Regions from separate parts of the Homo sapiens genome. Here region 2 is linked to region 1. Evidence: chromatin loops called from intact Hi-C (ENCODE). Cell type or tissue: ovary. All regions are shown on one strand. Region 1 overlaps GTF3C1 (general transcription factor IIIC subunit 1). Region 2 overlaps KATNIP (katanin interacting protein).

The links. A loop is a pair of places that touch in the nucleus more often than their neighbours do. Peaks named below come from ENCODE experiments on the same cell type or tissue, not always from the same donor. Only the 100,000 strongest peaks of a DNase experiment are listed, where the experiment ranks them.
Region 2: a loop joins it to region 1, with 2.5 times the contacts of the local background. A loop is called at or near these places in 3 of 110 quality-filtered maps.

The regions. Positions count from the first base shown.
Region 1 is chr16:27,530,621-27,538,620 of GRCh38, forward strand. It overlaps GTF3C1 (general transcription factor IIIC subunit 1), which reads right to left. Exons shown (of 37, transcript NM_001520.4): 3 at 7,560-7,736; 4 at 7,164-7,307; 5 at 2,671-2,767. Among named protein-coding and RNA genes, the nearest start is that of GTF3C1, 15 kb to the right of the region's middle. RefSeq lists enhancers at 7,948-8,000, 7,988-8,000. In ovary, no CTCF peak of the experiment used is centred here; no DNase peak of the experiment used is centred here.
Region 2 is chr16:27,623,821-27,631,820 of GRCh38, forward strand. KATNIP (katanin interacting protein) reads left to right here. Exons shown (of 28, transcript NM_015202.5): 4 at 4,841-5,010; 5 at 7,245-7,342. Among named protein-coding and RNA genes, the nearest start is that of KATNIP, 78 kb to the left of the region's middle. In ovary, no CTCF peak of the experiment used is centred here; a DNase peak (open chromatin) is centred at 4,561; H3K27ac peaks cover 3,024 bases.

The DNA.
Region 1 (8,000 bases):
CAGGGGATAGTCATGGAAGATCTTCATACCCAATATGTCTGAAACTGAGATTTGTCCTGTGCCTCCTCCTCACCCAAATCTGCTCCTCTTTCTGACCTATTTATTCAACTCCCATTCAGCAAATATTTACTGAGCCTCTACAGGGGGCCAGGCACTGTCTTCATCGTGGGGGCCCGCAGTGAGCAAGCAGACATGATCCCTGCGTCAGAAGCCTGCCTTTGCGCTGCCTCAGTGAGCAGCAGCCACTCCAGCGAAACTCACTGGCTTCATCTCGAGATCCTCCTTCTTCAGTCACCTCTACATCCCAGTGCAGGCACTCACCACGTCCTGTTAGTTTCACCTCCAAAATGTTTCTCAAACAATTCCAGCCCTCATGACCACAACCTCGCCACCTTCTTCCCATCCCCTTCCCTCCACCAGCTCATATGCCTAGACTGCAACCTCCACCTCCCAGGCTCAAGCGATTCTCTGGTCTCAGTCTCCCGAGTAGCTGGACTGGTGCATACCACCACCCCTGGCTAATAACTTCTTCATTTCTACACGGCCAGCAGCAGTGCATAAGGCTAAAGTTTCAAGGCTAAAGTCCCCACTCCTCAGCCAGCACTCCAGTCCTTTCTGATTGGGCCCCTACCTTCCTATCCAGCCACACAATGTGCCAGCTGCCCTCTGGATTACTGCCCACTTCTAAGCATGTTGCATGGCCTTCCACAACTCATGCCTTTGCACCAGCTCTTCTCCTTTCCCTCAAATGCCACTTCCCCTCTGTCTATGTGGGGAAAAGCCCAGCTCAACTGTGCTTTTGGCACAGCTCTTTGAGGCTTTCCCCAGTTCTCTAAAGAAAGCACCCCTTTCCCTCTACTGGCTCAGCTACATCCTTCCAGGTATGTGTTCACACGCCTGCCCTTCTGATTAGACAGCTCCACGACAGTGTGAGACCTGTCATCCTGGCTAACTTTCACCATCTTATTGTGGAACACAGTTCTAACTCAACATACACACTCCCTGAAGTATCTGTTCAATGAATAAGTGAAAGGCTGTCCAGTAACAGTCAAGGCTTGCTGCTAACACAGTCCACAGGGCTGACCTGAAACCAGACTAGCCCTGTCTCCCTGCCCCCGAGTGACTTGGTAGGAGAGAGGGTTTCAATCTCCAGAGTCTGCATGGGCTGGACAAGTAACATTAATCCACACGGTGGCCAGGTATTTGTTTATTAAGCCGGTAGGAAATTCCTTCGTTTCTGCCAGGGTTTCCTGAGAGGCCTTCTCCATCTATCTTTGATTTTCTACTCTGATAAACTGAGACACAGAGAAGCAAAACACTTCTCCCCTACTACAAACAGCAGTGCTCATGGAGTGACAAATGGCCCTGCCTCCCTGCCTCATGTCGGAGAGGTGACAGGAAGCAGGTGGACTGCGGGGGACCCAGCTAGTGCACAACTAGTTCCAGCTAACTGATGTCAGGAGAGACGGCAGGCCCAGGCTTCTCATTTCTGGAGACAGACTGGAAACCTAGATTTTTATGGAAAGTCTCAATTTCTTAAAAAATGCTAGGTCAAATTTATTTTTAACAGACCAAGTCTGGGCCACAAGCCTCCAGACTGTAACCACTGCTTTAAAGAGGCTTAGGCAGGCAGTGAATCTAGCAATGTGGAAGACACCTCCTCCCCCTGTGAACAATGAAATCAGAGAACTCCATCGATGCAACGTGGGGAAAGAACAAGGACTGTCCTGGTGCCTGCGGTCAGACAGAAGACCACTCATTAGGGGACTAACTACTAGTCACCAAAGAGCTTGACTTCAAATGTTCAGTTTTAAGTTCTGGTTTCACCTACAGGGCCATGTTGTTTTCCTCCCATCTCTAACGTTGGCTCTTTCCTGACTTGCACTGAAACCTTCCAGTCAGATTGGAAGCAGCTCCCCTCCGCCTTTCTCCCTCTCGCGCTCCCTTCGCCACAGCCTCTGCTCTGGGGCCCAAAGACGAAGCAGGTCAACAGCTGCCTTCCTCCCTGCGTCCTCTCCCCTCCCCCTCAGGACAGCCGCTCTGCTATTTCAGTACAAAACCACTGGGAACAAGATCATAAGCTTGATTACAGAAGTAAACCTAAATGCCGCATTTTCCTATTCCGTCTGAACTTTGATAATAGGTCCTAGAACGAACTCCAGGGGAGAAATGGAAGTCAGGCAAAGGCAAGAATTTAAATGAAGGACAAAGCACTCTTATTCTAAAAAAACAGCTGGGCACAGTGGCTCACCCCTGTAATCCCAGCACTTTGGGAAGCTGAGACAGAAGGATACTTGAGGTCAGGGGTTCAAGACCAGCTTGGCCAACATGGTGAAATCTGTCTCTAACAAAGATATGAAAATTAGCAGGGCGTGGTGGCGGGCACCTGTAATCCCAGCTACTCGGGAGGCTGAGGCAGGAGAATCGCTTGAACCTGGGAGGCGAAGGCCGAAGTGAGCCACTGTCGCACCACCGCACCCCAGCCAGGGCAACAGAGCAAGACTCTGTCTCAAAAAAGAAAAGAAAAAAACAGCAAACAAAGGAAAATCTCATTTGCATCAAATCCAGAATAGGGCTTTGGGTTGCAATTCATTCCTCTATGCCTGACAAGACCTCCCGGCTATGGTACAGATCACACCCAGCCCCGCCCGTGGGAAACCCCAGGCTCACCAGCTCTTCCCTCAGCTTTCCCAGCGTCTCTATGTGGTTAGTCCGTGTGCTCAGCATGACCGAAAGCTTCTCCATGAGGATGTCGTATTTGCTCCTCCTGCAAGAAACACCGAGCAATTCGTTTTTTCAAACCTGTTGCTGAAGTCAATATTTACTGCCTGTTTCTTAAAGATGACAAAGCAAGACTTGACTTAATCATTTTACAATAAATAACAGAATCTTTTAGGTCTCAAAGATCATCCAGCCCAACTCCTACCTTCTACAGGTGGAGAGACTGTGGCTGTGAGAGGTTCTGTCACGTCCAAGGCCACCTTTCTAGAGGCAATGTATAGACTAGACTCTAGCACTAAAACTTGCATGACATGATTCTGTAAAACACCTTTCATTTTTACAATACTTTTAAGTTTAGGAAGTATCACACATATCTTCTTACAAATCACTTGGTGAGGGGCCGGGCAAAATCCCAGCACTTTGGGAGGCCGAGGCAGGCAGATCACTGGAGGTCAGGAGTTCGAGGCCAGCCTGGCCAACATGGTGAAAACCTATCTCTACTACAAATACAAAAATTAGCCAGACGTGGTGGCGGGCGCCTGTAATCCCAGCTACTTGGGAGGCTGAGGCAGGAGAATTGCTTGAATCTGGGAGGTGGAGGTTGCAGTGAGCCGAGATTGCACCACTGCATTCCAGCTTGGGTGACAGAGCGAGACTCCATCTCAAAGAAAAACAAAAAACAGATCACTTGGTGAGGAAGGATGGGGGTTATTCTACAAAGTTAACACACTTTACGAAGTTCAGGCTGGAGACACAAACCTAGGTCTTCTTCCTCTAAAACCAGTCCTCTCCTCACTCACTGGGACGCCACTCTGAAGCTCCGGTTCCTGCTCCTGACTACACTGGCGTGGCAGAGCCTACCTTCCATCTCATTTCTACCGTGAAGCGGATGTCATGATCAATGCTTCCAAGCTAACGGCCAGCAAAGGAAGCTATTTAAAAACATTGAGGGCCCTTGACTGTGTAAGTCTAGTGGGAGCTCAGGGAGGGGTGCAGGGAGAAATCTTGTGGCCAGTTCGGCTGGACAAGCACAGCTTGGCTTGACTTACAGTCCTAGCAGAAGGGAGAGCACACGTATGGGATCCAGAGACTACACCCACTTCCCCATCTGTACTGCTTCTCAATGAATGAAAGAATAAATGGAGGGACAGACAGTTAATGCATATGAGCCACTCTGCATAGAAGGCACTGTGTCACAGCCATTTAATACAAGAGGCAACGGTGGTTCAAAGAGGTCAAGTGACTGCCCAAGTGAGGGGCAAAGATGGAAATACAGATCTTGACTTAATGCAGTGTTCTCTCTCCTACCCCACAGCTGCCACCCTGTGTTCTTGGGCTGAGCACAAGCTATACACAAGTGAAGAGTTTGGTGAGACAGTTACTTAACCAATGGATAGTATGACCCAATTAAAATGTGAATTCATAAAAGATGCTTCTCTCTAATACTGTACAGTTGGCTCTTGGACAACATGGGTTTGAACTGGCCGGGTCCACTTATACACAGATTTTTTTTTTCATATTTATTGAAAAAATATATTAGAAAATATATAAAAATATATTAGAATTGTTGGAGATTTGTGACAGTTTGAGAAAACTCATAGACAAACTGTATAACATTAGAAATATTAAAAAAATTAAGAAAAAGGTATGTCATTGATGCATAAAATATAGGTGGATACTACTTTATTTTATCATTCATTACCATAAAATATACACAAATCTATTATAAAAAGTTAATCAAAACTTATGCAACCACTTACAGACCATACACGGTGCCATTTGCAGTGGAGGAAATGTAAACAAACATGAAGATGCAGGATGAAATCAAATCTGCATAAAATTAACTGTAATACACAGTGTACTACTGTTAATAACTTCGTAGCCACCTCCTGTTGCTATTGTGGCAAGCTTAAGTGTTGTGAGCATTGGCTTAAAAATGCCATATGATGGGCCGGATGTGATGGCTCACGCTTGTAATCCCAGCACTTTGGGAGGCCGAGGTGGGCGTATCACCTGAGGTCAGGAGTTCGAGACCAGCCTGACCAACATGGTGAAACCCCATCTCTACTAAAAATACAAAAAAATTAGCCAGGTGTGGTGGCACATGCTTATAGTACCAGCTACTTGGGAGGCTGAGGCAGTAGAATTGCTTGAACCTAGGAGGCAAAGGTTGCAGTGAGCCGAGATCGTGCCACTGCGCTCCAGCCTAGGCAACCAAATGAGACTGTCAAATAAAAAAAAAAAAAAAAAAGCCATGTGATGCTCATCTCATCTCTGTGTGAGTAGTTCCTCTCCAGTAAATTACTTGCTGCAGTAAAAAGTGATCTCTTCTGAGGTCGGGAGTTCAATAACAGCTTGACCAACATGGAGAAACCCTGTCTCTCCTCAAAACACAAAATTAGCTGGGCGCGGTGGTGCATCGCTTGAGCCCTGGAGGCAGAGGTTGTGGTGAGCGGAGATCGCGCCATCGCACTCCAGCCTGGGCAACAAGAGCGAAACTCCGTCTCAAAAAAAAAAAAGGTGATCTCTTGCAGTTCTCACGTATTTTTCCTCGTGTTTAGTGCAATACCATAAACCTTGACTAACACCATGGGACCCACACAAAGTGCCACTAGTGATGCTGGAAACGCTCCCAAGAAGCAGAGAAAAGTCATGACATTTCAAGAAAAAGTTAAATTGCTTGACATGTACTGTAGAGTGAGGTCTGCAGCTGCGACTGCCCGCCATTTCAATTTATCTTGTTAACAGACAATGTAAACTTATGGTATCAATAAATACAGTACAGTGTTGTAAACGTATTTTCTTAATAACATTTTCTTTTCTCTAGTTTACTTTATTGCAATAATACAAGAACAGGCTATAACACATGGAACAAAATATGTGTTAACTAACTTTATATTATTGGTAAGGCTTCTGATCAACAGTAGGCTATTAGTAGTTAAGTTTTTGGGGAGTCAAAAGTTATGTGTAGCTGGGCACGGTGGCTGACGCCTGTAATCCCAGCACTTTGGGAGGCCAAGGCGGGTGGATCACTTGAGGTCAGGAGTTCGAGACCAGCCTGGCCAACATGGCAAAACCCTACTAAACTCTACTAAAAATACGAAAATTAGCCGGGTATGGTGGCAGGTGCCTGTAGTCCCAGCTACTCGGGAGGCTGAGGCAGAAGAATGGCTTAAATCTGGGAGGCGGACATTTGACAGAGGTGCAGCAATGATGATTTTCACCCCTGGAGATCCGCAGTCAATAAAGAGTCTACGCACATGTGTCAAGCACTTTCTTTGGCCCAACCCATGTGCACTGTAAACTTTAACATTTCTATGTAATCATTCCCCCCACTTTTGGAGGATGCACCTCCCCTCCCCATTATCCCTCATTGCTGCCTACCTCCACCCCAGAGAGCTGCTGGCCAGGTACTGAGGGCTCAGGGCTTCCTCAGCTAAGGGCTGCTCTTCCCAGGCCCTGCACCAGCTTGACCTTTTCCCATTCTGGCTTCTGCCCCTCCCACAAAAAAGGGCATGAGGTTGTGCAGTGAGGGCTGAGACCTCTGCAGAGTGGTGAAACTTTTCTGTCCCTCATTCCGATGCCAGGTAATTAGGTCACCCCAATGGCAAGGATGAAGAAGTCAGAGAACCTACTCACTCCCCCAGTCTCCCTGGTCCTCAGAAGAGAATGTGCACATTTTACCAGTTTGCTGTATCACCTGGACAACAATATCCTGCTAAAATAGCAATATCACACATTGTTATCGCTTAGCAGAACCTCGCCATCTTGTCCATATAGGTTATTATGGTTGAGTGCTGCAAAACATCCAATTTGAAACTGACATAATTCAACTACAATTCTGCCACCACAAGAAATCAAATCTGACTTACTTGTATTTTTACATCTCCCCAAAATGTCACCAAAATGTTAATGGTTCCTATTGTTAGCTGTGAAGCTACAGATTTATTTTTCCTTCTTTTCTGTATAGTTTCCTAGTTTTCTAAACAAGCAGGACTTATTTTCACAAAAAAACAGATAACAAATGCCATTTTTTAAAAAAGCTATAGTCATATTCTAATTTGGCTTCTATTATTATTTTTTTAAGAGACAGGGTCTCACTCTGTCACCCAGGCTGGAGTATAGCAGTGCAGTCATGGCTCACTGCAGCCTCAAATTCCTGGGCTCAAGCGATCCTCCTACCTCAGCCTCCTGAGTAGTTGGGACTACAGGTGTGCACCACCACGCCCAGCTAATTTTTTATTTTTATAAAGATGCCATCTTGGTATATTGCCCAGGCTGGTCTGGAACTCTTGGCCTCAAGCAGTTCTCCCACCTCAGCCTCCCAAAGGGCTATGATTACAGGTATGAGCCACTGTACCCAGCTGCCCCTACAATTTTTAAAGCATACTACACATGGCTGCAACTAAAAAACCTAATGTTTTGGTCACTACAAACCATACCTGTCCACATGAAACCGGTTCAGTAGGAGGAGGATTGAGTGTTGCTGGGCTCCAGTGGGTAATCGGATCACATGGGACTGCATTGTAATCAGCCCGTTTTTGTTCAAAATTTTTCTGTGATAGTGCAGCTTCCCAGCATCAACCCTGGAGGAAAAGAGGAGCCATGTCATTTGCTTTGCTGGTAGTTTTATCAATGTATAGAGTCTCTCACTTGGACATAAACACCAGAGACACAAACCTCCTGTCCAGCCAACCTAAGAAAACAGTCACTGTGAGACCACGGCCTTGAAACAAAAAGCCATGCCTCAGGGAAGATACCACAGCAGGCCCCTGCATTTGGGATTCAGGGTGCAATGACATATAATTTAAAGCAGAGAAGCAAATCCCCCCACTTACTTGAAAGCAGTGGTGTGAAGGTCTCGCTGGAGCTCCCCTTGCCACCTGGACCGGCCTAGCCGTTCCAGGATGCAGTAGGAGAAGTCGGGCAGCTTCAGGTCGGGATCCCCCTCCTGGCCTATCAAGGCCCTGTACCGCATGGCCTGGGAGGCAACGATGATCAGTTTCTTCCCCCACCTGCAAATCGGAAACAATCGCATGAAGAAATAAGTTTAACTGATTTTAGGAAAACTGAGATAAGAAAAAGAAATGTGCAGAATCCTCATTTCCTGCTTCTGCTAGGAGTTTACAAGATCCCAAAATTAAGTTAAGCAAGTTTCAGTCTTAGAAGTGTAGTGTGCTAAAAAAGACAATAATAATAATAATAAAAGTAGTGTAGTGTGCTGAAGGAACAGAGCCAATCTTATTTCCTTGCTGATAGCCCTTCAGGGCTCGCCAAGG
Region 2 (8,000 bases), 93 kb after region 1:
TAAGCCTAGTCACAATTAAGCCGCTGCCCTCTGAGAACACAGTGACCTGCCCTTTGTGTTCAAAGGGCCCTTGTGTTCAAAGGGTCCTCATTGCCAGAGGCTCTGCCATTTCCCCAGCTTGCATGACCTTGAGCAAGTCCCTAAACCTCCCTGGGGTCTGTTTCCTCTTCTGTAACAGGAGACTAAAGATGCCGGCACCTCCCTGGGCTGCCATGAGGACAAAAGGATAGACTGGGTTAAAGCTCTGGCTCAGACAAAGGTCCAGGTGAGGCCCCCAGTGATGCTGGTTCTCTCCTTCCTTCTTTCTGCCTGGATCTTCTCCTGGGGCTGCAGGCCCAGCACTTTTGTGGGCAAGTTTTCCTGTAAGTTTCCCTTTGAAACTTTGTGTTCAAAGGGCCCTTGTGTTCACTGGGTCCTCCTTGCCATCTAGGTCCCTGCCCCGGTGGCCCACGAGGAGGAGACTCCTCCCCGAACCACCCCAGCCCCAGCCATGTCAGGTCCCTAGACTGCCTCATCACACCCTGTACTCCCCACTCACTCCTTCACTTCCTCATCTGTGCAGGTGATCCCAAAGGCCAACATGGGCATAAAATGGAAATGATGGGTGTGGTGTGCATCACGTGAATAGTAGCTGTGAGCACTAGGGTATTCATCCATGTCTCCTGCCCCAACTTGAGATCCTTGGGGTCACTTGTTCCAGAAACAGGCATTGAGGCCAGACGCAGTGGCTCATGCCTGTAATCCCAGGACTTTGGGAAGCCAAGGTGGGTGGATCCACTGAGCCTAGGAGTTTGAGACCAGCCTGGACAACACAGGGAGACCCTGTCTCTACAAAAAAAAAATACAAAAATTAGCCGGGTGTGGTGGCACGCACCTGTAGTCCCTGCTACTCGAGAGGCTGAGGTGGGAGGATTGCTTGAGCCCAGGAGATCAAGGCTGCAGTGAGCTGTGATCACACCACTACACTCCAGCCTGGGCACCAGAGCAAGACCCGGGAAAAAAAGAAAAGAAAGAAATAGCCATTGAGAGCTTTCCTCATTCAGCAGGCACCATGGCCCATAGGACAGAGGCTCAGAGTCCAGTGCGGGGGAAGAAGAATAAACAAATACACAGATACATCCATAATATAACATTAGCCAGTGATAGTGTGCCATTGGAAAAAGTTGAACCGGCAAGCCAGTAGAGGGTGGCAGGGCAGCAGGAGGGAAGAGTTCGATTTTAGATAGGGCAGGAGAGGAATCTGATTTATCTGAGTCCCCTCTGCCCAGGACAGCTTTTTATGCAAAGTAGGCTATCAATTTTTAAAAAACACTTTTCTTTGATGCCACCTGGATATTACTGATGCACTCCATTGCAGTAGGGGAGTTCCTTTAGCAATTCCTTTCCAGTCTGAATAATTATCTCCTAATTTATCAGTTTCATAAATCTACATTTTCATAAATCATTCTGCCTAAGGAGGGGCACCCGTGGACTGCCAGTCTCAGATCCTGGATAGCTGGATGCCGTGACTGTTAACGTGGCATCAGAAGGCAGGGAGAGAAGTTGAGGCAGGCTGTCTGCCTGGGTGATCAGATTCCCCACTCTGCCCCGCCACAGGCCTCCCAGGACCTAGGCTCCTGCTCCCTCCCTGGAGACTGACGGTGCCTACATTGTCCCTTGATTGTTTGCTCTTGCAAGCGTAGCTATTGCTGTGTTTGGAAATTGTCTCTTAGTTACTTGTGTTTTTCTTCCGTTTTATGTTGTTGCCCAACAATCAGGCATCTCCCAGGCTTCCAAGGCTGGCAAGAGATAAGCAGCCTGTAATAAATGTTCCTGCCACAATTGGTGAAAAGATGAATGTATCAGCTGCTAAAGAAACATTTAAAAAATAAACAAAGAAATCACCCACAATGCCACCACCTTCCCTCAACAACTCATTTCATGTTACATTTATCACCTTCCACACTGGGTCCACAAACACACAGTTTTCCAACATTACCTTTACTACATATGCCTTTTTCTTTTCATTTCATTTCTTTTCTTTTTTCTTTCTTTCTTTTTTTTTTTGGAGACAAGGTCTCTGTCTGTCACCCGGGCTGGAGTGCAGTGGCATGATCATGTCTCACTACAGCCTCAACCTCCCCAGTTCAAGCCATCCTCCTGCCCCAGCCTCCCAAGTAGCTAGAACCACAGGTGCACGCTACCACGCCCAGTTAATTTTTATATTTTTTATAGAGACGGGGTTTCACCATGTTGCCCAGGCTAATCTCAGAACGCCTGGGCTCAAGCAGTCCAGTCTGCCTGCCCCAGCCTCCCAAAGTGCTGGGATTACAGGCATGAGCCACTGTGCTCTGGCCTCTGTATCATTTTTATTCTGCCTTTTTCATCACCACTCCCCCGCCCCCCACTGAACAGATCACAGTCCCCCATGTTTCTATAGAGTCTTCATAATGATAACATCTGTGTAATAGCAGCTTCCACTTCTCTGGTGTTGGACATTTGGGTTGCTTCCAGAGTTTTGTTATTACTGAACACTGACTATCTTCTTGCCCAGAGTTCATATGCTTAGGAACAATTTGCCGGAATGTGCTTACTGGGCAAAGACCAAACATATGGCATTTTCTATATTTTCATACTACTTCTGAGAAGGTTCTATGAATTACCAGCGATGTCTAAGTTTGCCAGTTTCAACATCATCTTGCTAGCTTTACAAGTTGTCTTCGTTTTGGTGTAGACTCTGGAGCCAAATTGCCTAAGTTTGCATTCTACCCCTGCCACATACTATAATAGCTATGTGACCTTGGGCAAGTTCTTTAACCTTTCTATGCCTTATACTCCTTATCTACTAAATGGAGATAATAAAAGTGATTATGGCCAGGCACAGTGGCTCACGCCTGTAATCCCAACACTCTGGGAGGCCGAAGTGGGCAGATGGTCAGGAGTTTAAGACCAGCCTGGCCAACATGGTGAAACCCTGTCTCTACTAAAAACACACGCAAAAAAAAAAAATTAGCTAGGTGTGGTGGCACATGCCTGTAGTCCAAGCTACCTGGGAGGCTGAGGTAGGAGAATCAGAATCGCTTGAACCCCAGGAGGTGGAGGTTGCAGTGAGCCGAGATCGCACCACTGCACTCCAGCCTGGGTGGCAGTGCGAGACTCCGTCTCAAAAAAAAAAAAAAAAGTGGTTACCCTGTAGGATTATTGTGAAGAGTAACTTCTTCATATCGTTGATCATCATTATTCTCTGACTTTCTGTCTGTGAATTTGTGTCATCATTAAAACTGATCTGTAACCCCACAGTCAATACTTGCTGCATTTTTGCGGTCACTTGCAGACACGTGCAGAGAGGCAACATCTTTAGTCCCCCGATACACACGTTCCCAGCTGATATAGAACAAGGCAATTCTCTGCCTCTCATACTATAAACAAGTGTCCTTTTTGCCTTGTACGTAGTGCCATGTTTTTCACATTTTTGTGCTTTCTGCTGGTGATTTCGTTGCTTAAACTGGCCTTATACATAGTGCAGAAATGCTGTTCAGTGTTCCTAAGCATGAGGCTGTGATATGCCTTATGAAGAAAATACATATGTTAGGAAGCTTTGTTCAGGCATGAGTGATAGTGCTTTTGGCTGTGAGTTTGGTGTGAATGAATCAACGGCGTAATAAGGCATCTTTAAACAGAAACACACATACACAAGGTTCTGTGTTGATTGGTTCATGAAAATGTGAACAAAGACTCACAGGCACCTGACCCTGTATTTCCTCTAGAAGCAGTAGTTCCAAATTCTCTAATTCAGAATTCACGGTGACTTTCTAGACCGCTCGTACTGCGAATAATGAGAATCGACTTTAGGTTTTTAGAACAGAGTTTAGCATACAGTATGCACCTTTTATGTGATTGCTATTATTTTTTAAAATTTAAATTTTGCTAATTTGATTGGCACTTATTTAATTACTGAAGAAGAGGCACACTTGTTGCTAGGTTGGCTGGTTGTCTGTATAAATGTTGTTGATGTAGGAGTGTCTAAAGCTGTGTATAAAATGCAGGCGAGTCTGGCGTCCAATGGAAGCAGTTCTCTGGGGGCTGAAGAAGACACTGTACTCTGCATATGGCAGTGTGACATCAGGATTGGGTAAAGGACCAGGCCCAAGGTGTAAGGATGGGCTTCAGTGAAAGCTAAATTAGGGACCTGGCAACACTCCTGCCTTTTAGCCAAAAGATGTGATAATCCTATTGTTAACCTTGAACCAACGCCTGCATTGATATATTTTTTAACTGCATTAGAATATGACATGATGGCCTTTGAAATATCAGGGGTGAGTGTTTTGAGAACACATCTATTCACTGAAGCAAAACGTTAGCCCACCTGGTCTGACGAAAGCTGTTTTCTGATTTGTAAATGGGTGGTATGAAATCTCTCTCACAAAGCCTGAGAGCCTAAAAACCCCTTTTTGTTACACATCAAACAAAGTTTCACACAAAGTGAAATTGCATAAAATTGGGATCTTTTCAGAAAGCCCAGGCTGTATGATAGCAGTGTGTAAACACACGCCTCCTCTCTGCCTTGGCCAGCACGGGGCATGAACTGGGTGTGTTCTTTTTCGCTAATGTGTATTTGAGCCTCAGAATGAGAGCTGCAGAAACTTCCCTGTAGGGCCCCAAACTGTCTGCCCCTCGTGGCTTCTCTAAGTGGGTAATGGGCCTGTCAGAGGCTGTTTGTAGACAAACAGCTGGGCACACGCCCCCTGGGCTCTGATTAGAGACGCTTCACTGTGGGAACAGCAGTTCACTCCTGGCTTGGGGGTACAGCAGCCCAGACTCTCAAATGATGAGGAGGAACAACCCACCGTTTCTCTTTCAGGATATTAAAGCATTTGAAAAGCAAGGACCCCGTGCAATTGAGGCTGGAGCACTTGGAGCAAGGTTTCTCTGTCTATGTCAACGGTGCCAATTCGGAGCTGAAATCATCACCGCGGAAAGCTATTCACTCTGACTTCTCCAGAAGTGCCTCCCACACGGAGGGGACACACGGTGAGCACAGGCCCTCCAGGCTGAGTCTCAGCTCTGTTAATCAAAATTAATTAGGGGCAGGGTGCAGTGGCTCACACCTGTAATCACATCACTTTGGGAGGCTGAGGCGGGTGGATCACTTGAGGCCAAGAGTTCCAGACCAGCCTGGGCAACATGGTGAAACCCTATCTCTACTAAAAATACGAAAATTAGCCAGGCATGATGGCATGCACCTGTAGTCCCAGCTACTGAGGAGGCCGAGGCACAAGAATCACTTAAACCTGGGAGGCGGAGGTTGCAGTGAGCCGAAATCGCACCACTGCACTCCAGCATGGGTGACAGAGCGAGACTCTGTCAAAAAAAAAAAAAAAAAAATAGGGATTATGGAACCACATCCTGTGCATGTGAACAACGAACACAAGTTAACTACACCCGCATGGCCAGAAAGAGAGCATAAGAATGAGAAAGAGAAATCCTGTTTTATTCCTGTTTAAACTAGTCTTGGCCTCTACTACCCCAGAGCAAAGGCAGCCAAAGCAGTAAATTTCTAGCTTTTACATTTCCTGGGTCTTAAGTCAGTACTTTAAGGAAATGTCTAGGGAAATTTTGGATTATATCTGATTTTTCACTTAGTATGTTTTAACTTTAGTACCTAACCCCTGTGTAATATTTGATTTTACCACTCATTTCTGTATTTAGTTAATCTATACTGTGCATACTTTAAATGGATTTCACGTGCCCTATAAGAAAACCACAGGAAGCTTGTGTGTAATAGAAAAATTCCCAACCCAGCCTAGCATAGACACGGAAAATGATTGGGCAGTTGAATGAATGAAACAGCAGAGCACGTGGAGTCAGGATACCATGGGGAAGCCACTTAGTCTCTCTGTGCCTTTGTTTGCTCATCTTTAAAATGGGACTCAGTTAGACATGGTGGCTCAGGCCTGTAATCCCAGCACTTTGGGAGGCCAAGGTGGGCAGATCGTTTGAGCTCAGGAGTTAGAGGCCAGCCTGGGCAACATAGTGAGACCCTGTATCTGCAAAAAATACAAAAGTAGCTGGGCATGGTGGTGCATGCCTGTAGTCTCACCTACTCAGGAGGCTGAGGCAGGAGGACTGACTGGGCCCGGGAAGTCAAGGTTGCAATGAGCTATGACTATGCCACTGTACTCCAGCCTGGGTGACAGAGCAAGACCCTGTTTCAAAATAAATAAATAAATATTTAAAAAACAATAATAAAATGGGACTGGCGAGACTGCTTATCCCAAGTAGCTGTCAGAATGCCTTTAAGGTAGGCTGCCTTGTTGGAGAGGCCAGTGTGCTACCAAGCAAGTTACAAGAAGATCTGGAATGAGGCAGACTGGATTTGAATGAACCCTGTTCTGCCACTTTCTGGCTTTGAGACCTTAGGCAGTTAGGACCTCTCTGACCCTCAGTTTCCTCTTGCATAAAATGGGAATAATTATGCCCACCTTGCAGGCTTGCTGGGAAGATTAAATGATGTAAGAAATGTAAGCTGTCTGTCACACAGTAACTGATTTGTGTTATTCTAATCTATGGCCTCACAGACATGGTAAGATCCCAAGCCATTAATATATAGTAAAAGTCAAAACAACAACAAAAGGGCAAGAAGAGAAAATGATTCCTGAAATGGTTTCCTAGGAGAGCCACTACAGTTGAACTCAGAGTGTAGCTTGAGCTCCCCAGCCCCCAGGGCAAAGAGGGAAACCAGTGGCTCTCCTAGTTTTCACAGTGGAGGCAGACCTGCTGCTGCTAGTAAGGAGAATTCAGCTTTTCCTGGTCCAGGTTTCAGGGAGGAACAGATAACAGGATTCTGTGTACTTGGAACACCAGCAGTACCTTCATTCATTCATTCATTCATTCAGCAAAGAGATTCACCCTCTACACTCTTTTACACAAATGGTGACCTCTTGTACCTACTGTCCTGAACCTTGTCTCTGTAGCTTAGAGACTCTTCTCTGTATATACAGACCTGCCTGATCCGGCCATATATTATACATATTATTCCATGGCATGGATATATATACTGGAACTTATTTACCCATTCCTTTTTTGCTCAACATTTAGCTTGTTTTCTGATGTCTTGTTGCCACAACCACGCTGTAGTCAATGTCCTCATACACAAGACTTTGGGCACACTGATACGCATTTTAGACATGAGTTACAAACCAACCCAGTACTGTGAGCTTGTCATCAGTGCCTCACCAAGTCTCCTTCCCTCGTCTCTGGTGCAGATTATGGACGAAGAACTCTGTTTCGAGAAGCTGAAGAAGCCTTAAGACGCAGTTCACGGACAGCCCCCAGTAAAGTCCAGCGCCGAGGATGGCACCAGGTCTGGAGACTGTGGCCCCAGCCCACGCTTTAGAATACAGAGTGTGGGTGGCTGTGGGAATAGAAATACAATCAGAGCATTTAAAACCCCCATGGGCCAGGCACAGTGGCTCCTTTATGCAATCCCAGCATTTTGGGAGGGTGAGGTGGGAGGATCACTTTGAGCCCAGAAGTTCGAGACCAGCTTGGGCAACAAAGTGAGACTTCATCTCTACTAAAAATAAAAATAAAAAATTCGCCAGGTGTGGCAGCACGTACCTCTAGTCCCAGCTACTCAGGAGGCTGAGGTGGGAGGATTGCATGAGCCCAGAAGTTTAAGCCCGCAGTGAGCTACAGTTGCACCACTGCACTCCAGCCTGGGCAACAGAGCAAGAGCCTGTCTAAAAAAAAAAAAAAAAACACCCTATGGGGAGTAGGTGGGTCTGGCTGGGCATGGTAGTGTGCCCTTTCTGCATGTGGAACTGACCTTTGGAGAGACCGCTCTGCTGCACGGCCCTCCCCTTTGGATGTGGCCACTCCAGCCCCACTTGGGGGTATAGGAAGGTCAGACTCAGAGTCCCATCATGATGACTCATTCATTCAGCTATTTTTTTATTGAGTACCCACTATGTGCCAGGCACAGTTCTGGATGTCAGGGATACAGTGGGTGCATATGACAA